Regions from separate parts of the Homo sapiens genome. Here region 2 is linked to region 1. Evidence: chromatin loops called from intact Hi-C (ENCODE). Cell type or tissue: heart left ventricle. All regions are shown on one strand. Each heading gives the region's core, and the rest is flanking DNA. Links, peaks and the distances in the headings are about the cores only. Region 1 has its middle 24 kb from the start of TXNRD3. Region 2 has its middle 10 kb from the start of PLXNA1.

Region 1 (12,017 bases), core at 2,758-10,757:
TCAAAATTCAAGAGGTTAACAGTCATCAAGCTTGTATATTATGAGCCTTTGCATGCTGGAGCTCAGTTGTCATTGCTTCTTCTCCCGTCCTCACCCTCTGTAGTCTCCTCTGCCAGAGGCTGGATCATTGAGAGTGAGACCATATTTCCCATTCAGCTTCTCCCACTTCCTGGGTATTCCTTGTTTTTCTCTGCATCCTGCTCTTGCCCTTAGAGCTGGTTGATCCATCACAGAACCACTGGATGGGCCTTTCAGAACCATGACACAGTTCTTAGGAAAATCTGTGTTCTAATTAAGATAAAAAGAAGCACAAGCTCTAAGACCAGACACCCTGGCTTCGAAATCCAGCTCCACTACTCACTAGTTGGTTGTCTTAGCCAATGTTTGTATAAGACTAATACCTTGTTAAACTCCTACCTTAAAGTTTTGGTATGAATTTTAAATGAGCTAATTCACATAAACTGCTTAGGACAGCATCTGGCCTATGGTAAGCACTCAAGTATTTGGATAATATCTCATTATTTATTCCTCTTAACAGCCCTATAAAGTGGAGATTAATGTCTCCATCTCACAGATGAGGAAAGCAAGGATGAGGAACAGAATGTGATTTGTCCAAAGTCACAAAAATGGTAAGGAGGATAACTGAGACTTAAATCCTGGCTCATTTACCTCTGGTGATAGTACTTTTTCCAGAATGAACACTGTACAATATTGTATTGGTTTTGGTGGATTTTGAGGGAAGGAAGAAAATAGAATTGACTTTACTTCATCATCTTTAACTACAAGTTCTTTTTTCTTTTTGTGCCCATGATAAATACATCTTAAAGCTATGAATTTTCCTCTAAACACGGATTTGGCTCCCCATAGCAGTTGTGATGGTTGGCTATCATTGTCATTTATTTCTAAATAGTTTTCAATTTTTAATCAAAAATTGAAAATCAGTTTTTAAAAATTAGATTGGTTTTAATTTTCTCTTTAATGCAACAGTTATTTAGGAGGTATGTTTAAATATTTTAAAGGGATAGTTTTTTTTGTCACTGTTGATGCTACACTTTATTGGGAATTTTCAAATTTATTATCGTATAGACCAAAAACATGGATTCTCTGATTTCTATTTATAAATTATTAAGATCTTCTTCACAGTTTAACAGCAATTATCATTTTCTGCCAATGCTTCTTAACTGTTTGAAAAGAATGTGCATTTTCAACATGTTGCATACAAAGTAGAAGCTTGAAATTGTGTCATTTACATTGCAGAGCCCGTACTTATTTCTTGTTTCCTTTATATGTCAATTTCTAAGAGGGGTGTGTTAAAAATCTACCACTATGGTTACAGATTTGTTAATTGTTCAATCTATTTACTCATATATGTTTTGGACAATGTGGTTGGCTTCCTCAGAATTTGTTCCACCTCTTCTATATTACATCATTTCCAAGTGTTTGGGATATTATTGAGTCTTTTCACACCACAATGAGCTATCATAATCTTGGATAATTGAAGAATTTCTCCCCTTTATTCCAATTTATTTCAAAATTTTGTACATAAGCCAAATCTAAGTCAACCAGTCCCTCTCATCCCCTTGGCTGGCCACATTGATTAGTTCAGCCATGGTCATATGACCTAATTTTGTCCATGAAGATTTAGCCCAGGAATTGTTTTTTATTGATTGAAATGAGAGATATCTCTCAGACTACATGCTAATAGGGAAATGTTTGACTCCAGTTGCTTCATCAGCCATCCTCTGATCATGAGGAGAGACTGCAGAAGATGAAATTAATGCCCTGCCTGAAAGCAAGCATGAGAAAAATAAGGAAACCGGGTCTCTGGGAATGTCATTCAGCCACTGGATCAGACTCACCTGACAGCTGCTCTATCTTTGGACTTTTGTGGTCCATTGAATTCCCTTAATTATGTAAGCCAGCTTGAGTTGCATTTTTCTGTTACTTGCAACCAAAGCATCTTAACAAATAAATATATTTCAAGGTTCTAATATTAGGTGAAGAAAAATTCATGACTCACAATGTCTTAATGAATTATATTTTTTCATAAAATATTATTCTTTGTCCTAGTTAATTAACACTTTAGTCCTTAAATTTTATTTTTTTCTAAATACTACCATGGCCAAATCTACTTTCTTTTGTTGGTATTTGCATACCTATCTTTTTCTATGCTTCTCAATGTAAATTTGTCTTTTTCTTCTATATATATCTCTTAGGATAGGATATGGCCTAGTTAGTCACCTTTTATGTCTTAGAAGTTCTTGATTAATTGAAGACAGGTACAAGAAATCAGATGATAAAGCCAAGAACATATTGCAACAGAAGCAGATTCATGGTTGCCTTGGGCTGGCGGTGTTGGAGGGGTGAGAAAATAGGGAGGGGGAGAATGGGAAGTGATGGCAAGGGGTTATAGAGTTCATCATTTTGAGTAATATAAATGTTCTAAAATTGATTGTGGTGATTGATGCACCTTTCTGCGAATATGCTAAAAGCCATTGAGTTGTACACTTTCAATGGGTGAATTGTATGGTATGTGAATTGTATCTTGAAGCTGTGAAAAAAGAAGATATTGAATACATAAAACAAGAATAGGATGCTATGGAGAAGAAGCAATTACAAAGCCAGAAAATAACTCTTGTAAATTTGAAGTATTATTGTCAAAATGTGTGTGTGTATATGTGTGTGTGTGTGTGTGTGTGTGTGTATGTATATACATATTTAAGCATCTTATGTTGCATTTTTCTGTTACTTGTAATATTATAGTAATATTTGAAAAAAATACATATACACATTTATTTGTATACACACATGTGCATATATATCTATCTCTATATGTATAATAAAATTTCCCACAGTATGGGACAATTAGGTAAAAAGGTTTTAAAAAATGAGAGAAAATATAAGAAACCAAGAAAATCAATCCATGAGGTTGAAATGCCTAATAGACTCAAAAATAGAGGACAGAGAGAAAGGGGCATAAATAGTAAAATAATAATATAATAATAGAAGACAATTTCCCAGAACTGAAGCACCTGGGTCTTCAGTTTGAAGGGAACTCAAATGCCCAGCATAATGAATAAAAAAAGGCCCATGGGACATCAGCACAAAATTCCAGAATATCAAGAATAGTGGAAATATCCTACAAGCTTCCAAAATAGGTGGATGCAGGGAAGGGACATTTTGGCATCAGCTGCCTCATCAGGTACTCAGGCTGCCAGAAGAAAGTGAGGACTGTCTCCAAATTTCTGGGGGAAAGGAATTTTGAACCTATACATCTAGGACAAGCCAATGTTTAAAGGCAAATAGATCTTTTCAGATCTGAAAGGACTCAAGGTTGACCTTGCACACATTTTGAGAAATTATTTGGGGTTTCTCTCCACCAAAAAGGGGATGCACCTTGAGGAAGGGCTCCAAGAAGAAAGTGAGTCCATCCCAGAAGGATAAGGAGTAGCAGTCCTTGGGTGACAGCCAAATAGCAGTTAGAGAGTGACTGATCCAAAGAGAAGGAGCGAATTGTCCAGGAACAAACCAGAGACTATAGAGCAGCCTCTCCTCCTTGGTGGGGGGAGTTTGCCCAGCAGAGCCTATCCTCAGCTTATTTCCAGGGTCTGCAAGGGTGACTTTCCAGCAGGCTGCCTTCCCAACACCCAGCCCCCAAGGGCAGATGGTGGAGAAATAACCCACAGACATGTAACTACCCAGATGGATGACCTTGATCAGGTCCAGGAACAGAAGAATGAAGGAAGAAGCAGAAGAAAGGAGGTGAGCAGGGGTACCAGTTAGCTGTTGCTGTGTGACAAAACACCCCAAGGCTCAGTAGGTTCAAATAACAACCGTGTAGTACTGCTCATGAGTCTGTGGGCTGGCAGGATGCTTCTGATCATCTGAGCCGGACTCAGCAGGGCTCACTTGGGTATCAGCTACACATCAGCATCTGGGATGGCTCCGCTGCTGCTGAGTGGTATCTTTCTGAGTGGCTAGCAGGCTAGCCCAGAGATCTGAAAGGAAGAGGAAGCATGCAATGGCTGTTACAGCCTAGCCTCAGAACCTGAATCCCCTTACTTCTGCCACATTCTGTGCACCAAAGTGAGTCACAGGCCAGCTCAGATCCAAGGGCTGAGAAATGCACTCTGCATCTTCTCAGGAGTTACTGCACAGTCACCGGGCTGAGGACACATATGCAAGGAGGGCTGCAAAACCATGGCCACTGTTGTAAACAACCTACCATGGGGACGGAAAATAAGGATTTTTTAAAGGTAGCAAAAAGTTACTTCTCTTACCACGTGGGATCTCTTTTCTTTTCTTTCCTTTATTTTTGTTCAAGACAGAGTCTCACTCTGTTGTCCAGCCTGGAGTGCAGTGATGCAATCACAGCTCGTTGGTGCCTCAAACTCCTGGGCTCAAGCAATCTTCCCACCTCAGCCTTCCAAGTAGCTAGAACTACAGGTACATGCTACTGCAACTGTCTGATTCTTTTTTTGTAGAGACAGGGTCTCACTATGTTGCCTAGACTGGTCTAGAACCCCTGGCCTTAAGCCATCCTTCTGTCTCAGCCTCCCAAAGCACTAGGATTATAAGCATGAGCCACTGCACCCAGCCAGATCTTTTTTTCCTCTGTGACCCGGGCAGAAATGGACCATTTTCCAGATGAGAAATCTAGACCTTCTGTGTGGTGCAGACATTGCCGTGTTCATTTCCCTATATTCCACATATAACGAAGTCTCTGGGTGGTCCCAGGCTGGAATCCAGTACATCGCTGGAGCAGAGCATTGGACGGGAAACTCTCCCACTGTGGCACGTGGTGGCAGCCGAGGTCTCCAACTGAGGCTGTCAAGGGAAGGAAGAGCTAGCTCCCCACCCGCGCCCGCTTCTTTGCTGAAGTTGATCTTTCCAGAAACCAAGCATGGAGGTTCTGAGGGTAATGGAAGTGCCTGCTCAGGCGGAAACTTAGAATTATGCCAGCTGCTCCCTTGGCTGCAAATGGAGACCTTAAGTCACCTTGGAACAGACTCGCCTTATTATCTCTGGAATCTCCTTAAATTGTATAAATGCAAGGCAGGCCGTCACTGCTTTTTTTGAGAAAGGGTGCAGATTGACCCTCGCTTTCTCTGACTTGGAAATGTCTGCCCTTCCAAAGAATCCTTAATACACAACGTCAGGGAGAAGGGGGTGGCAAATTCACCCAACGGCCAAGAGCCTGCCAGAAAAAAGGGATTTGGGACTCTGTTCCCTTCTTTTATTGGAGCCAGAGGCTCTCAGAGAGGCCCCCGGCGGGAAGGGTGGCCAGGCCCCAGAGTGTACCTCTCTGCAAGAGAAGGACAGAGTCTGGCTGGGGGTGGCCTGAGCAGCCGTGCAGCCTCGGGTTCTTAAACAGGGTGTGGCAGAGGCTCAGGCCCTGTGAGCAGCCAGGCATTCAAAGAGCTGTCGGCTTAGAGCCTCCCGGAAACACCTGCCTCTGGGGTTCTTGAACAACTTGCGCGGCCGGGAAGCTTGTACGCCCAAGATGCAGGATGCCTGTTAATCGGAGCAAGCGGGAGGACGAAAGGAAACCATGTGGCAGGAGATGGGCCCCTCTGTGTGCGCAGCTGGACTCGGCCCTTTGCTCGGATCCTAGCACTCATGACAGCTGGCCTCACGAAGAGGTCCTCTGGTTGGCCTCTGCCTCTCCGATTCCCGCACCCCTTAGAGCTAAGGCCTCTGGCACTCCTCTCTACGACCCCACGGTCCTTTCTCTGCACCACCCCACGGTCCTTTCTCTGCACCGCCCCCACCCCATCCCTGGGCACAGGGCCTGGCATCAGTAGAGGATTCTTGCGCGAATTCGGTGCACGCCGAAACATTCTACAGAACCCATTTCCACTTTCAGCTGCGTGGGCCCGGCAGGAACGCGCTCTTCCTCGCGGGCCAGGCAGGCAGCCCCTTGGGCTGGACGCAGGTACCTCCCCACAGGGCTTCTCAGAGCGCCAGATCGCAGCATGCACTTCTGAAGGCGGCCGCGAGGTGGCACTGCGGCTTCTTGGGAAACAGACAATGCGAGGTCTCCTTTCAGAGGATCTGGCCTGGGCTGCCCACTGACCCGCGCAGGCGACGGGGACGGGGCACGTGCCTCCCAGGCACTGTCAGTCGGCCACCCACAGGGACCCAGCACCTCCAGGGCCGGCCAGTCCTGCCCAGAGTGGTTCCCAGGGGAGCTGTGTTCCAGCTCGGTGCCTCCACCTCCAGGTCTTGATTTCCTCTTAAAATAAGGAGGATGACACAGATTACAAGGCAATGAATAAGAACACACTCTATGAACTATAAAGCCGGGCAGAAATGCCTGCTGTGGATGCAGGGATGAAGAGGGACAGGAGAACCCAACGCTGCTCTTAAGGAATGTCCTGGGGGCACGACTAAAACTCACCATGGGCCGAAGGCAGGGTGAGGCTTCGGAAGTGTGAGAGGCTCCGAAGGCATCCTCCTAAAAGGGAACCATAGAAACTAACAAAGCTAAGCGCTTTGCAGCTGGAACTCATTGAAGCCTCACATCTGCCTCTGATTCTCTGTAGATTCTCTACCTTAATTATCCCTATTTTACAGAAACTAAGGCCCAGGGAAGCTGTGACCTGGGGGAGCCCTCATGTTAGTGAGTGGGCAGGAGGGATGCAGAACTGGAAGTGGGGAGAGGCACTGGAGGGAGATGGGATGGAGTGAGAGAGGGCAGGAAGGTGAGAAGGATGCCTGCAGGAGGGAAGCAGGGGCAGCATGGGGCCCTCGGCAGCCCACAGCTTCTTTCCTTCTCCTCCCAGGAACTCCATCAAGGTCCCATAAAACTGGGGCCGGCACATTGGCCTCTCAGATTTGGTTACTATTCACTTGCAGAAACCACGTAACCTATAAGAATGCATTTTATTCCTCCACGGCAAAGGTATTGTCTGCTGGTAAAAGCTGCAGAGTAGTAGTTATTGGAGGTGCAACCGGTTTCTGCAAGTTCTGATATCTGGAGACAGATCAGAAACTAGGAGTCACTGGGAGCTGAGTAACTTGATTATTCCACTTCATGTGGTTTCAATTATACATTTATTTATCTCACAGCATTATTTGTGCTTCTCATCCTTCAAACGTGATGTGTGGAGCAGCTGAGAATTTTCCGAGAGGAGATCTGAGTGTGCTTCTTCCTGCCTGTCTTCCTTCCTTTTTAATGAATACAATAATTAGTGGCTAAATAAAATTCGCCCACAGGATAGGTGCATACAACTGCTTCATGAATTGGCAGATGACAGTAACGGGCAGCAAGCCTGGAAAACCTATCACACAGGCTCAGAGCACCTCTTTTGTCAACTTATGACGAAGAACATCTATAGGCTCAGGAAAGAAAATTCAGCAGCCAGGGAGTGTGGATGAATTTCTTAGGTCTGGCAGACAAGATGTTTATGTCACACACAGGACTGAAATTCTAAGCCGCAAAGATATCAAGCCTGGGCTTGGAGGAAGATCTGGAGTTTTCTTCATTTACAAAGTCTGTGAATCCTGGATTATCCCACACTTATCCAAGACACAGGGAAGCAAAAGACACAAGGCTTTTCTTATGAAAAGCAGAACAAGGAAGACTTGGGAGTCCAACAAGTGAGGTTCCAAGACCCAGCCTGCAGGAGTACGGCTAGGGCTGGAAGTTGTTGCCCATCCCACCAAGACTTGTAGGCCAACCCAGTGTATCCACACTCAGTCTCTCAATGGCAACCACTGATCTTTTTTTCTGTCCCCATAGTTTTGCCTTTCCCAGAATGTCATAGAGTTGAAATCATCCAGCCATGCTCTGGGATAATTCTTCTGTTATAATCTTCAGATTGTCAATTTCATTTTCAGCTATATTCAGTCAATTTATCAGCACATCTATTGAGATTGTTTTTCCTAATTTGGCAATCAAGCATTTAATACCTTTTTTTAAAAAACAATAGAGACAGTGGTTCGCTATGTTGCCATCTCTTCTGATACTCTTCCTCAGCCCCCTTGGGCCCCTGGTCCTCCAGGGACCACTTATGCTGCAGCATCTCTGCAGGTCACCCTCTCTCTCAGCAAACGCTGACCTTTCCTTTTGCATTCCAGGCTCTGACATGCATAGCATGTGGATTTTAATTTCAGGAATCCATAGCTAAGTTTTTTTTTGGAGGGGACACTGGCCAGACACAGATGCAAACAGGCACAAAATTGTGCCAGCCCCATGGTGGTTTGTGGGGGATTTGGGGACTTTGGGGGACCCAGTCTTCTAGCTCTATTTGCAATGCAAACACAAGGTTTCTACCTAAAGGGTATTGTTTAGTGGGGCTGACAGAGGTTACAGGAGGGATGGTAAAAGTCCCCCAGCCGCCAAGTGGGGTGGTCCCTGTTCTGATGCAGGATTCTGATAGTGACCTTGAATACAGAGGAGGTGACCCTCTCCTTGCTCCTCACCTTGGTCAGCCACACCAACAACTGCTCAAAGTGCATAGGGTATACAGAGGTCTTTCCTCAACAATCTGCGCCATTTGGCCAAGTAGGCAACTAGAATGACCACTGAAAACTCAGAGGAAGAGTGCCAATTTATAGCTCTCATTATAGTGTAATGTTATTTCCTTAAAAGTTTGTGCACACATTTAATGAACTCATAAAACTTAAACTATCAGAGTCTTGTGGTGAGGAGGCAGGGTACTGTTCTTGTAACTTCACATTCTAGCAGCTCTGGGTTGAAGCCACCCCTGCAGGGCTGGGAGCTGGGGGCAGGTGTGTGAGTGACTCCCCCAGGGGGCTCTTCCCAGGCCAGGTGCCCAGACAGTTTCCCCATCTGGGCTCAGGACCTGGGCTAGCAGGGTGCCAAGCCTCCCCAAGGAGGAGACTCTTCTCCCTCCCCATGCCCATACCCCTTCCTGGGCCTCAGGCCCTGATTGCTATGGTCAGGCCGGCCACTAACCAGGCTGCCTCCATTCCAGCTCCACGTCCCACACCCAAGGGCCCAGCTGGCAATGCTCCATGAGGCATGACCAGGCCATGCGGGGTCCTGGAGAAATCTTCATCTTCTGAGCCATGTGGACCTGGTTTCAAATCTTGACTCTGCCTCCTTCTAGCTGCATGACCTCAGGCAAGTCACATGCCCTGTCTGAGCCTCAGTTTCCTCATGTGTAAGATGGAAATATCCAACGTGCCAGGTTCCTTGGAATGCTGTATATCATAATAATAACCATTGATACTTGAGTGTTTCTGTGGCTGGCCGGGTCCAGGCTCATTCTGCACGCTTGCAGTAAATCAATCACTGTGACAAATTTTGCAAAAGAGAAGAGAGTTATTTCCCTCAAGGGCGCCAAGTGAGGAGGTGGGAGAACAGCCCTCAAATCCTCCTGCTGGAAGATAAGGCTTAGGGGTATTTACAGGTTAGGGGAGCGGGGTTCTCTAAGGCTTGGGGGAAAAGGTGATTGGCAGTGGGGAAATGAAGCAACACATTCATTCTGCACAAGTGCAGTCGGGGTTCATGGTATTTCATAGGACATGTGTACAGAAAACAGCAGTGGTAGCATGACCTGAGGGGGTAGGTTTTGGCTCTCCGATGTCAAAAAGCCACCTCTCAGGCACTTGTGCAGGCCCAGTTGAAGGGTCAGTGGTCTCAACTGGTTTGAACTGGACAGGAGCTGCCCCAAGTTCCTGAAAAACAATGGAAGTGACTATGACCTTGGTGACCGATGAATGTTATCTATAAAGTAGCCAGTGAAGGTTAAGTTTCAGCATTCAGTGGTGAGGCCTTCGGCTACCACAGACTTTAGCTTCATGGAAAAATGAAAAAAAAAATAACAAAAAGTGAGTGAGTGGCCAAAAGCAAGCGGGCCAGGCAGCCCCGATCAAATTAACCCCTTGGTTTCATTTCCTCTTTGCCAGGTATTATTCTAAATCCATTACATGTATTAATTCATACAATCCCATGTCAATCCTATAAGCAGGTACCATTATTATCCCGATTTTACAGATGGTGAAACTGAGGAATGCAGAGATTAAAATATATATATTATATATATGTTACATATGTGTGTATGTATATATATATGTATGTATGTATGTATCTCACAAGCTTTCCTTGATGCCCTCTCTGCTCTAAGCAGGACCAATGGCTCGTCCGGCCTCAGCCCCTGCCGTTCCCAGCCCCTGTGAGTTCTGACAGTGCTCTGGGCTGCTCCAGAGCTCAGGCTGTGAGCTCTTGCCTGGCTGTGGTTGCCCACGCCTGGACTGGCTCTGAGCATGCTGCAGAGCCCCAGGGCTCCAAGCAGACAGCTCCTGGGAGCAGGCACAAGCCTTTGTTTGAGACAAATCAGGAAGCCCAGCCTCCACCTGAGTCTGGGCTGCCTTTCAGATCACAGCTCTGCGTGCAGGTGTGTGTGTGTGTGCAGGTGTCTGGGTGTGTGTGTGTGTGCAGGTGTCTGGGTGTGTGTGTGCGTGTGTGTAGGAAGACTAGTGAGAGGAAATGGGATGCAGGCTGAACAAGCTCTGCTCTGAGCAACCTCAGCCCCCCTCGCTGAGAGTTCTGTGGCCCATTTGGCTTTGCTGCGCCAAATGTTCTCTTTTTACCCTGCTATCCTTGGGCATCCATGTCCTCTGCCTCTCCCACTCCAGCCAGCTCCGCTCAGGAGAGCTGTGATAAGGGACCACCTTCCTGTGGCACAGCCCCAGGGGAAGCTGCTGGGGCTGTTTGGCCGGCTGAGCAGACATCCACTTGGCTGAATGGTTAAAACCAGGGCTAAAGCTGAAGCTTAAAACTCTGAAAAGCAAAAAAAAAAAAAAAAAAAAAAAAAAAAAAAAAAAAAAAGGGAAACTGGGGCCAAGGAGGCTGATCCTGACTTTCTGCTTGAGCCACTTATGCTTTTCAGCTGATTCATTCCATCTGGAGGCTTTGTTCACACGAGGAATTTCCTGGATGGAGGGAGAGCAGGTGGGAACAGAGCATGGGGACTGGGAACAATGGACCAAGTAGCTTCGTTGTCTGGACTCACTCTCTCCCTTTCTGCAATTCACACTCTCACACACACACACACGCACATGCTTTATTCACATTGATGCACTGCACACACATACGCCCTGACACAGATGCAGCATACTCACACTGCACACGCAGCAACCCTGTCACAGCCTGGTCCTGTCAGGAAACAGATGGCTGCTCAAATGGGGTACTTGGAGGGGCTTGGATAAAGGTGTGGGCAGGGCTGGTTTTGTGAGGCAGTGCGTCCAGCCCAGGGAACAAGTTGCCATGGCAGTGCGTCCAGCCCAGGGAACAAGTTGCCATGGTCTAAAGCAGACAGCCCTTCTGTGCCCTCTGCCAGGGCCTGGTCTATGGGTGTGTGTGTGACCCACAACTGCCCAATGCCACTCCAGAAGATTGTTGGTGGCTTCCAGAAAACATTTCCTTTGTTCTGAGAGAGAGAGAGAGCTACATGAAGGCAGAGCCCTTTTTGCACAGAAGAGGGCACAAGCCATAAGTCTCTATGGCCTTCATGTGGTGTTAAGTGTCAGGTGCCCAGAAGGCAAAAGTGGTGGAGGCTTGGCACCTTTGACCTAGATTTCAGAGGATGCACCAGAAAGCCTGAGTGCCCAGGCAGATGCCTGTCACAGGGGTGGAGCCCCCACAGAGAGACTCTGTTTAGGCAGTGCCCAGTGGAAATGTGGGGTTGGAACCCCTGCACAGAGTCTCTACGGGGCACTGCCTGGTGGAGCTGTGGGAGCAGGGCCACCATCCTCCAGAGAGCAGAATGGTAGAGCCACCGGGAGAATGCAACCCCAGCCTGGAAAAGCCACAGGCATTCAACTCCCCACCCCTGTGGCTTTGCTGGGCATAGCTCACATGGCTGCCCAAGGCCTTAGGAGCCCACCCTTCACACCAGTATGCCCAGAATGTGAGACATGGAGGCAAGGGAGATCATTCTGGAGCTTTAAGACTGAATGTCTGCCCTGCTGAGTTTCAGACTTGTGTGGGGCCTGTTACCCCTCTCTTTTGGCCAATTTCTCCGTTTTGGAATTGAGAATGTTTA
Region 2 (12,017 bases), core at 1,748-9,747, 290 kb after region 1:
TAACATTACGCTCTCCCCATTCTATCCCAGGTGCCCTCCAAGCAGTAATGATACCAGTCCATTTCCTCATGGGCTTAGGATCTAGCAGGAAAGGTGACATTTGCCATCAATTGTGGTGAGGCCCCCAAGCTCAGGGCCTTAGGGCTTGGCCTAGGTCAGTGGTCCCCAGCCTTTCTGGCACAAGAGGCCAGTTTTGTAGAAGACAAATTTTGCATGGATGGGGTCGAGGCAGTGGGGAATGGTTTCAGAATGAAACCGTTTTCCCTCAGGTCACTGGGCATGAGCTAGATTCTCATAAGGAGTATGCAACCTAGATCCCTCGCATGTGCAGTTTACAATAGGGTTTGCACTCCTATGAGAATCTGATGCTGCCTCTGATCTGACAGGAGGCGGAGCTCAGGGAATGCTCGCCGCCCACCGCCCCCGTTCCTAACAGATCAGGGACTGGTACTGGTCCACAGCCCGGGAGTTGAGAACCCCTGGCCCAGGTGATGCGAAGTTAGAGGGCTGAGCTGGTGCTAGCCAGGTGAAGGAGCTGCTTTGTTCATGCTTTTTTCAGGGGGTGGGGGTTCTTTTGTTGTTTAGAGACAGTATCTCACTCTGTCATCCAGGCTGGAGTGCAGTGGCTCGATCCTAGCTCTCTGCAGCCTTGACCCCATGGGCTTAAGCGATCCTCTTGTCTCATCCTTCCAAGTAGCTGGGACTACAAGTGTGTGCCACTAGTGTTTATAATAGTGTCAAAATATTGGAAACAACCTAAATGCCCAACAATAGGGGATGAAATAAAATGTGGTACCTCCATAAGACAGCTCTAAAGCCTCTAAGAATAGGGATACTGAGTGTATTCACGTGGCACTTTCTCCACTCCATTTAAAGAAGTAGCATGCACTGTACAAACCCATTCTTTAAATGAAAAAAATCTTACCTATGCATATGTAAAAATATATAGATGCCCAGAGAAAAAGGTCAACAGCATTAGACATTAAAATGTTATCGCGCTTTTCTCTGGGGATAGGATTATGGATGTTTTGGTTTTTGTTTTATAATTGACTGTATTTTCTGTTTTTCTAAGTTAATCTGAATTTTGTTTATTACCCCCAGGCTAGAAGCCTCCTGAATGTAGATGTTGGACATGGTCTTCCACAGTCTGGGCCTGTCGGGTCGTGGCCAGGCCGGGGTCCGCTCTTCCGACACATCTGGGGTCTTCAGTGGGTGCTACCTGGGCCCAGCTGTTCAGCCCCCAGGCCAAGCCTGGATCTCCTTGAGTATTTTGCTTTCCCTGCCTGCCAAGCAGAGAGAGGCAAGGGCATAAACCCTGCGGAGGAGGAGAAGGGGGAGGAGGGACAAGGCAGGAGGCGACTGTGTGCCAGAGGGAGGCCCATAAAGCCATGGGAGTGGCAGCCGCAAGAGGGGTCTCCGTTGTTTATTCACCCTTTGTGTTTCATCTACTGAAGATGGAGCATGAGCAACACGAGGGAAAAGCCCTGTCCTCTGAGCTTAGAGATCAGTGGGGGAGACAGACTAGATCAAAAACAGGTTCTATAGGGTGGTACACAATGCAGAAAAAGCAGAGGGGATGGGACAGCCCGAAGCAGGCTGGGACAGGGGCTGCGGTTCCCTGCACGCCTCCTCTCCCAGGAGAGACACCCACACACAGGCGAGCCACCTCATTGCCCTGGCCCTGGGACCAGCACCGCCCAAACCGGGTTCTCTATAAGGAAAAACACTTCCCCCTCATATGTGATAACCTGCCTCATTAAATTTAATGGGCTGGTTATTCCCGTTAAATAAACATCAACTAATTATGAAAAACATATTTGCCGAAGTTTGACTATGAAATGGACGAGCCAATTACATGGTTATTCAGCCTCAAAACACACTCAGTAATGAAGTGGGGTGCAGACTAGCAGTGGGTGGGATGGGGGAGTGCCTGGAAGGCAGAGATCCCCTCTACCCTTTCCCATGCTGCAGAGCTTGGGGGGCCTCCAAATGTCAGCTTGCTGGACAGAGGCTCGGTGTCGGTCACCCCCTCCCGCACACGTGACAGAACCCTCGCTGAAACTGACTACCGCAAAGAATGTGTGGGCTTCAAAAGTCCAGGAGTGAGCTTCAGGCCAGCTGCATCTAGAGGCTTAACCACAGTTACTGGGACCTGGGCTTTCTCCTTCCAGCCCAGCTCTTTCTGTCCCCATTGTTTTGTTCCCAGCTTTCCATGGGTCCAAGCTCTGGTGTAGCTTAGCAAGGTCCTCTGCTGAGGGGCTCACCAGGCCAAGATGAGGTGAGGCACCCCGTGTGTCTCCGTGAGAGTCTCCAGCAATGCTCACCTTACAAGGTGAATTTCTCTTTCCCTGAACTTCCAGCTCAGGGTTAAAGGTCAGATAAAAAAAAAAAAAAACCCTAGCACTAACAAAGTAATATTAGAAAATCCTCCAGGGAGACCAGTAAGCATAAGAAAAAAACTATTCCACATCATCACGACTAACCAGGGAGATGCAAACTGAAACCACCAGGAAGTGCTTCTACATCCAAGCAATGGCTGAGGTGAAAGGACAGGCAATACCCAGCGTCAGTGAGAAGGAGCAACCCCCGGGGGCTCACTGCTGCTGTGAGGAGTATGAAAGGATGACAGTTGCTTCGGAAAATGGCTTGCCAGTTCCTTACAAAGTTAAACATTCGCCTACACTGCGATGCAGCAATCTTACTCCTGAGTTAATACCCAAGAGAATGAATATGTATGTCCTCTAAATAGTACGCACAAGAATGTTCATAGAGCCTTACTCATCACAGCCACAAGGTTAAAATAACCCAAGTGCCCATGGAAAGTAGAATGGTTAAGTTGTAGTTTATTCACACGATGAAATACTACAGCATCACGAAAAAGAACACACTCGAGCTCCCTGTAGCAACATGGATGGATCTCTCAGACACCTCGCGGTGAGAGACAGAGGCAGATACAGAAAAATTCACGGTTGTATTAGCTTTCTGCTGCCTCCTAACTAATGACCACAAACAGTCACTTGCAGCAATATATGTCTGTCCCCTGCTTTCCGTGGGTCAGAGCTCTGGTGTGGTGCAGCGAGGTCCAAGACTGCCCTCCAGATGTGGCTAGCCTGGGTTCCTCTCTGCAGCTCAGGCTCCTCATTCAAGCTCACCTGGATATTGGCAGAATTCATTATCTTGCTGGAGGATCGATGGGCTGTCTTTTTGCTATCAGCTCAGCTAGAGGCCACCAGTCGTCCCCTGCCTGGAGACTTGCTCACAGACTCTCCATTGCCAGCAAAGAGATCCCTTGTATGTGTAACATAATCATGAGAGGGACATGCCTTCACATTTGCCCAATCTATTGCTTGGAAGCAAGTCACACACTTAAGGTGGGGGGGATTATAGAGATCTGACTCATGGGAGACCTGGAGTATGTCTGCCATGGTACTGGATGGGTCTGTTTATATGAAGTTCAAAGATAGGCAAAACTAACCTATGGTGAAGGAGTCTGGATAGGGGTTCTCTGGGGGGCGAGGGGTGGGGTCAGAAGGAACCTTTGTTTTGTGGAGATTACACATGTATTTGTGTAGAAGTGTAAAGATGCATTCATTGAGCTGTGTGCCTAAGGATTGGGGACTGCATTGTATGTGAAGGAAATAAGAAGGAGAGAGGGAGAAGGGAAAGGAAAAAGGAAGGAAAGAAGGGAGGAGAGAGAGATCTATCTAAAAGCAGCTCTTAGTTTGTATGTTTTTTTGCAGAGAGGCAGGATGTCCCTCTGTATCTGCACGTTGGACACAGTGTATACGTCTCTTCATGGACACAGGAGACACCCATATCAGTTTTTGCTCTGGTGAGCTGGGGGCAGGTGCTGGAGGGAGGCCGACTTCATTGTATCCTTTTATGCATTTCTTGGATTTTTTTTTTACAACGAGCATATATTTTAATAATTAAAACATCTTAAAAAAAAAAAAAGGCCAGACAACTCAAAGGGTAAAGTGTACTTGGGGCGGCGGTGGCTGTGATATCAGAGCAATTGTCCCCACACCATCCCCACCTTATAGTGTGAAGTTGAGAGGTGAGTGCAGCTGTAAGTTGGGGAGACTGCTAGCATCTGTTCCAGGTTGGGGAAAGTCTCTTGTATTTTCCTCCTAGTGGCTGCAGCAAAGGGTCAGGTAGGGACACCACACCTGGGAATGCACACAGAGGAAGGTGAAACCAAGAAATAGATGCCTGGTGACATTATGGGAGTCCCCGGATTCAGCCCTGCCTGAAGCCAGACAGGGAAGCACATTGATGAATGTCCCTTGGGATGAAGCAAAGCCGGGTTTCAGCCAGCTTCCTCCGGTGCTGTCCTGCCCATGGTTTATGTCCGGTGTCTACTCTGACTGGCTGTTAAACATATACATATTTTTCAGTTTTTAAAGATGGAGTCACACTGTGTTGTCCAGGCTGGAGTCAACCTCCTGAATTCAAGTGATCCTCCCCCCTCAGCCTCCCAAGTAGCTGGGACTGCAGTCGCATGCCACTGCACCTAGCTTTGGCTGTTAAATGTTTAAATGTTTAAATATTTTAAACATTTTGGTGTTTATTCCTTGAGCCCAAAAAGCTCTGCCATCTGGATGGGGTCTCCAGGCCATGGGGCTTGGAGCTAGGTGCTGTGTGTTCAGGTCCAGCTCCTCCCTTCGCTGCCCTGCTGCCCCCTCCTCAGTGGGCCTGCGTCCCTGGGGCTGGTACCTGGCACACCACGTGCCCAGGAAGGGTGGGCAACTCGGTTGGCCTGGGCTTCTGAGGGCACAGGAGAGCTGGGCTGGTTCTGCCTGCGCATTTTCTGTGGAATGCAGACCATGCTGGCAACACCAGGGCCTCGGGACACCTCTGCTTCTGACGCAGGCCCAGGACAAGGGGTGATGCCCTGTGGTGAGCTGCAGCTGCTCCCAACCCAGGCCGGGTGGGCGGGTGCTTCAAGGCAGGCTTCCCAGAAGAGGAGGAGCCTGTGCGGGGGCTGGAGGAAGGTCAGCAGGGTGACCTCAGGGGAAATAAGTTGTTCCCTCTGTCTCCAGAACAGAGGAGCAGAACAAGCATCATGTGCAAAGCTCGTGGTGAACCGGGGAAAGCACAAAGCACCCCCGTGATGGAGGGTGGGGGTAGGGTAGGAAGAGAGGCTGGCAGGGGGAGGGCGACTCTCTGCTTCCTCCGGGGGCCTCTGTGGCTCCGTCTGTGGCTGTCCAGAGCAGTTGCCAAGTATGCCCCTGGGGCCTGTCACTTCTTCATGCCTTGGTTTCCTCATCCATGTAAAGGGGGCAGTCGTGGCCCCTCCCCACCCACCCGGTGGTCAAGATGCCTTGGGGAACCTGGCATAGGGCCGGCCCTTCAAATTTCTTTGCTCTGGTCCTCACAGAGACCCCAGGGCCACGTGATTTGTGGTGTGGTCCCGAAAAGGCACTGAGGGATGGTGTCGGGAGGGGACCCCATGTTGCTGCCTTCAAACCCTGTGCTCCTTCAGATGAGCCCCCAGCTGCCATGGTGGCATTCCCCGCTGGGCCAGGGTTGCTCCATAGGGCTGAGGCAGAGTATGGCATGGCGGTTAGAAGAGATCCCCAAACTCCCACCCTCCCTTTCCAGCTCCACTCCCACCCATGCACCAACCCATCAATAGTGCAGGCTGCTGCAAAGAGGCATGCATGGGGCTGGGGGTGGGTAGGGGGCTCCCAGCAGGCTCTCCATGGCTGGGGCTGGAATCCAAGGCTAGCAGCTCAGGCCCCTGGAGGCAGCCTGCTGCTGGTCAGGTGGCAGATTGTGTTTTCCAAAGACTGCCTCCCCTGCACATCCGTCCTGCAGGGCTTTGCAATGCACAGTGGGCCTGTCACCCCTGCCAGAAGAGGGGGCTGTGCTCTGTTCCCTGGAGAGCCATGGGGCTTGTCACCAATCTGCCTGATGCAGCGTAGCCCAGCGGTGGTGCCCTCCAGGCTTCTGAGCCCCAAACCCCCGCTTCTCCTCCTCTGTACTTCCTCTCCCTGCCCCCCTGGATGGGAGCTGTGCATGGACACATAAGAAGGTCGGCTGCCCTGAAGCCACCATGCTGGAGAGGCTGTGGAAAGGCCCCACAGAGCTAGACAGAGCTGCCAAAGAGCCCCGCCCCAGGGGAGTCTTGCCAGACAGGTGGGTGAGGAGCTGCAGCCTGTGCAAGTCCCAGCTGAGGCCTCGGACACTGGGACAGAGACCAGCCTTTCCCACTGTCCTCTCTGAATTCCCTGCAGAGACCATAAGAGAGAAGAGCAGCTACTGGCTGAAGCCACTACATTTTAGGGCGACTTGTGATGCTGCAGCAACTGATAGCAACTGCACCCCCACAGCCCCTGATGGATGCTCTGCCTGGCACCAGGCTCTGTGCCCCTGAGAAGATGGGCTCCCTGGCTTGCAGAGCTGCTATTTGTGGGGCCGGAATAATAAACAGCTGAATGGACCAGAGACTATCAGTTGGTTAAATGGGACTGGGATGCATTTTCCATCAGGGAATCAATCGGGGCTCCTCTGAAGAGGTGATATGAGCTCTGAGGCCTGGAGAAGGAAGAGATGGCTCTGGGAGCTGGGACCAGGCAGCCCAGCCCAGGATTGCTGTGATGGCCTCTGCTGGGTATGGCCCCCAGAGGCCTGCTGGCCTGTGAGCTCTATGGGGGTGCACAGGGCACTGGTTCTGCCCAAGAGGAAACGCCAGCAGTGGAGTTGGTGCTGGTGTAAGAGCAACAGCAAAGGTATTTTTTTTAACTTTTTATATTGAAATAATGATAATCTGTAACAATTACAGATTCACAGGAAGTTGGAAAGATAATAGAGAGAGAAGCCTGTGTACCCTTCACCCAGTTTCCCCCAATGGTCACATTCTACATAACCACCACACATCAGAAAAGGGACATTGGCACTGGTGTGACAAGGGTGTCAAGCCCTGTGTCACTTTATCACACATGGAGATCCATGTTTCTGTCCCTGTAACCAGGATACAGAGCTGTTCCCTCTCCATGGAGACCCCCTGGTACTCCCTTTCACAGTGACAATCACCCCCCTACCCCAGCTCCTGGCAGCCGCCAATCTCCTCTCCATCTCTATGATTTTGTTATTTCAAAAATGTTATATAAATGGAATTATGCCATTTACATTTTCTGTAATTACTGACATAACTTCAGTCTGCTGTTTTATTTTTTGCTTTGTTTGTTCCTGTGTTTGTTGGTGGTGGTGTTTCTCTATTTTCTTTTTTTTGCCTTGCTGAGTGTTACTTGGACATATTTAAGCATCTATTTTGGTTTTTGTACAGTGTTTTTAGTGTATATCTTTGTATAGATTTCTAGTGGCTGCCATACTGCATTATACATATGTACTTATCACAGTCTACTGCCATCAACATTTTACCATTTCGAGTGACATGTAGAAAGCTTCCCTCTCTTTGTGTCCCTTTTCCCCTTCCATTTATAATATAATTATCCTAAATATTTTTTCTACATACATTGAGACATTCGACAATGCTATAATTTTTGCTTCAACCACCAAATGTAACTTAGAAACCTTCAGAGAAGGGGTCCATTGTATTTACCCATAGTTTTGCTCTTTCCATTGTACTTTCTTCCTGATGTCTCAAGATTCCTTCCTTATCACTTTCTTTCCATGAGAAGAACTTCCTTTGGCCCTCCTTTCACAGTAGGTTTGCTGGCAACAAACTTACTTTTCCCTTCACCTGAGAAGGTCTTGATTCCTCCTCATTCCTGAGGGATAGTTTCACTGGGTATAGAATTTATGGTTGACAGCTCTTTTCTTATGGCACTTAAAAACGTTCCACTTATTTCTTGCCTCCATGCTTTCTGATGAGACATCCATGTTTTTTGGAAGGTGGTTACGTGGCTGCTTTCAAAATTGGGGTTTGTTGTTGTTTAGTTTTTGGAAGTCTGACTGTGATATGTCTTGGTGTGGATTTCCTTGGGTTTATAACGTTTGGAGTTCATTCAGCTTCTTAAATCCTTACATTTATGTCTTTTGCCAAGTTTAGGAGATTGCTTCTTCAATATTTTTTCGGCTTTGTCCTCTTTCTCTTCTCCTCCTGGCAATTAGATGACATGAATATTAGATCTTTTGTTATCTCTCAGAGAACTCTTTTCTCCCACCCCTAGTCTATTTTCTCTCTGTTTCAGACTGGGTGGTTTATATTGCTCTATCTCCAGGTTCACTGCATCTTTCCTTTGTCCCCTCTGTTCTGCTTTGGAGTTATCGATTAAGTTTTTATTCTGATTATTGTATGTTTTTAAAAAATTCTAAAGTGTCCATTTGGTTCTCTTTATAACTTCTATTTCCTTGCTGAAACATTCTTTATTTTCATTTGTTTCAAGCATGTTCATAATTGCTCATCAAAGCACCTTTAGGATGGCTGCTTTAAAAGCCTCATCAGGTAATCCTGATATTCCTTCCTGTTCAACATATACCAGTATTGGTGTATGCTGATTGTATTTTCTGGTACAACTGACATTTCTCTGGTTCTTGCTATGACAGGTGATTTTCTTATTGGATCTTGAAAGTTTGGGGTATTGTATGTTGAGACTCTGGATTACATTTCAATCTTCTGTTTCACAGCTGGCCTCTCCTGACCCCATATGGTAGACAGAGAGGGGTGCTGCCCCATTACATCAGGAATGGGGGAGGGAAACCCAGCATCCCCACTTTAACCCAGGTGTTTTTAGCACAATGAGAAAACTTGGGTTGCTTCCCTCATCTCCAGGGAAGCAGGAGGCTGATCTCTTGCTGCCCTGCTTCTTGGCAGGGCAGTGGGGGCAAGGGCTGCTAGGCCTTAAAAAGAGGGTGCCAGGGATGGCTTTTCCAGAGGCTATGGCCCTGGAGAGGGCTCCCATACTTGGGAACATCTTTGGTGACCTGACTGTGACCCCCAGGATGACAAGCAGCATTCTGGGAGTGGTAGGAGCTGGACTGAGCCACGGACTGCAAACTGGAGGCCTGCTGGCTGGGATCTTCACACTTTTGAAAGGTCTTGTTCACTCCACACTCTCCCAATAACATGTGCATGCATTCCACCGATTACTGCTGCTGCAGCCCTGGCCTGCTCCGGCATTTGGCCCATCTCACTATTTACCTCCATCAACTACTTGGCCCCTGAAGTCATCTGAGTTTGCAGCCCCAGGAGGAGGCAGTGCCAAGTCCCCCCAGTCTCCAGGGATTGCTTGCATGTGTGTGGGCAGGTGGGGGGCAGGGGGAGGGACTCTGCTACTCTGTCTTTTGTGCAATAAAGTATTGACATTGACCTGGTTTTGTCTCCAGACCGGGAGTGGGGTGGTGACAGACCTACGCCCAGAGTGGTCAAAGGGAAAGGAAGCCAAGGAGGGCTCCTGGGGTGGGGTGGGGGCTGCAGAGAGGCTTCCTGGAGGAGGGGAGAAGGAGCTTGGGCCTTGAAAAATGAATGGTGGCTGGACACAGTGGCTTACGCCTTAATCCCAGCACTTTGGGAGGCTGAGGCAGGAGGATCACTTGAGTCCAAGAGTTTGAGACCAGCCTGGCCAAGATAGGTAGACCCCATCTCTACAAAATTAAAAAAAAATAAAAATAAAAATAAAGAGGAAAGGGCCAGGTGGGGACCCTCTTGGCCAGGAGCACAGCATGAGGAAAGGCCTGATGTGGAGGTGTCTTTGGAGCAAGAGTACAGTGTGCAAAGAGCACTGGGTACCAGGGAGACATGGCTGTAGGGTGGCCTGTTGGCCCCACAGGGTCCTGAGCGCAGGCATCTCCACACTACCCACTGTGCCACATGGCAGAACATGGGTTGCAGCGCCCACAGGGGAGCCACACCACTTGCTCTGGAAACTGGGCCCCACCACCACCTGGCTGTGGCCTTGGTCAGAACAGCCCCTGACTTGCTGCTGTGTCCACATGTGTAGATGGGTGACAGCAGTCTGCCCACCTCATAGAGGAGCTCAGCGGATAAGCACGTGGATTCCTGCCTTGTGCGTGCTGAGCATTTGGTCCCAGCTGGATGTGGCGGAAGGTGGACAGCGGGTGGGCTGTGCTGGCTGTGGAGGTGCAGATCGGGGCTGCAGTGGCTCCTGGTGGGTTTGACCTGTCCTGCATCCAGGCCCACTTGTTTGAAAACTGCACCTGGATTTTCTTTGGGGTAACCACTTCCCCAGTTCCACCTACTCACTCTGGAGAGGTCCCTGATCTCAGCCAACTATAGGGCCACAGTGATGGGTTCAAGGGGGCTACACGATCCAATCTGGTTCACTGAGGCTTCATTCTGGGAACTTTCCTGGACCTATGAGGAAAGAAAAGCTTGGAGCTGCCAAGGCCACCAGGAGCAGAAGGGCTGTGTGGGCATGAACCAAGCCAGTGGCCAGCAGAACCCTGCTGTGCCCAAGATCCTGTAGGTCTGAGCTGCTGCTCATTTGAGCCAATAGATGCCTCTTGGAGCCTACGTCCAGTTGGGTTTCTGTCACTTGCAACCAGCAGCAGGGGTGGGCAGAGAATGGTGCTGGGTGAGCCTTCTCTTTGGCATGCCTGCAGCTGGGCTGAGCCCTTCTCCTCCTGTGTAGGGAGGATAATCAGGCAAAACCCTCAGAGTTGGAGGATGAGTCCGTGAACACCAACCATAGGCATCACCTCTTTTCAGGCTTCTGCAATAGTCAGCAGTCTCCCCACATCCATGCTAGCTCCCAATGTCCTCTCCACCCAGTGGCCAAAGTGGGCCTCCTAGAATGCAACAGTGATTCCATCTTGCCCCTACGTCCACTGTCAGCGGCTCCCTGTGGGCCTAGGCTCACAGTTTGACCCCACAGGGGCATGTGGGGATGAGCTGAGATGACCACAGTGCTCCACACTCACGACCCGGCACAGGGGGCATCTGTTCCATGCCAGGCCGCAGGCAGGGTGACAACAAAGTGCACAAGGCCCTGACACCATAAGCAGGGAGGACAAGGGAGGGAACAGTGACAATAAAGTGGTGACACGGGAAGTCAGAGGGAGGAGGGCCACCCAGGGTCTCCCAGGTGGGAGAATGGGTGTAAGTGCCACAGACATAGGGGGAAGATGAACCTGTGTGCCAAGGGACAGGGAGGTTGGCATGTGTGCACGGGAAGGAGAGAGGTGGGAAGCAGGTCCAAGTGTGCGTGTTCTCGCATGTGTGAGTGGATGTGCATGTGCATGCTTGCATATGAGTATATGTGTGCATGCTTGCATGGTGGAGTGTACGTGTGTGCCTGCATGTGTGAATGTACATGTGTGCTTGCATGTGTGTGTGCATGTGTGTGTGAGTGTGCCTGTGTGTATCTGCTTGCATGTGTGTGCTAGCGTGTGTATGTGTGCTTGCATGTGTGAGTGGATGTGCATGTGTGTGCTTGCATGTGTGTGTGCTTGCATGTGTGTGTGTGCTTGCATGTTTGAGTATATGCATGCGTGTGCCTGTGTGTGCATGTGTGCTTGCATGCGTGTTTGCACTTGTGTGTGTGTTTGCATGAGTGTATGTGTGTGTTTGTATGTTTGAGTGTGTGTGTGCGTATGTGTGCACATGTGTGGAGGCATTTCATGTGTTAAAAGATGCCACTAGAGGGTCTGAGCAGAGGGGTCTCCCCAGCTGTCTATTAGATCCCTGTGGACCACAGTGTGGAGAGCAGAGTTGGGAGGACTGCGCTGGCAACTAAGGGTCCCCATGTCCTCCAGGCAGGAGGTGACAGAAGCAGGGGAAGTGAGACAAGGATGGGTTAGGAATATTTGGCAGTGGTGGTGCCAGTTCCAAAGTGGGCTCAGGCAGGAATCCAGATGCCCCCCCAACCAGCTTTGAACCCAGTGACCAGGGATCTGAGGGCCATTCCCCAGAGCTGGGGGTGCCTGGATCCTCCCCATCTCCTTCCTCACCCAGTAGCAGTGGGGCTGCCTCAAGGGGAAGGAGATCCCAAGTATACTTTTGCAGAAAGCTCTGACTCGTACAAATGCAGAACAGTCCCCAGAGCTGCCCCAGGGGCAGGAGCATGGGAAAGCACCAAAAGAAGCTCCTC

Evidence for each region. A loop is a pair of places that touch in the nucleus more often than their neighbours do. Peaks named below come from ENCODE experiments on the same cell type or tissue, not always from the same donor. Only the 100,000 strongest peaks of a DNase experiment are listed, where the experiment ranks them.
Region 2: a loop joins it to region 1, with 2.4 times the contacts of the local background. A loop is called at or near these places in 68 of 110 quality-filtered maps.

The regions. Positions count from the first base shown.
Region 1 is chr3:126,673,420-126,685,436 of GRCh38, forward strand. No RefSeq gene overlaps it. Among named protein-coding and RNA genes, the nearest start is that of TXNRD3, 24 kb to the left of the region's middle. RefSeq lists enhancers at 5,456-6,062, 5,578-5,677. In heart left ventricle, for the core only: a CTCF peak has its summit at 5,997 (motif pointing right); a DNase peak (open chromatin) is centred at 6,002.
Region 2 is chr3:126,967,151-126,979,167 of GRCh38, forward strand. No RefSeq gene overlaps it. Among named protein-coding and RNA genes, the nearest start is that of PLXNA1, 10 kb to the right of the region's middle. In heart left ventricle, for the core only: no CTCF peak of the experiment used is centred there; DNase peaks (open chromatin) are centred at 4,971 and 6,021; H3K27me3 peaks cover 300 bases.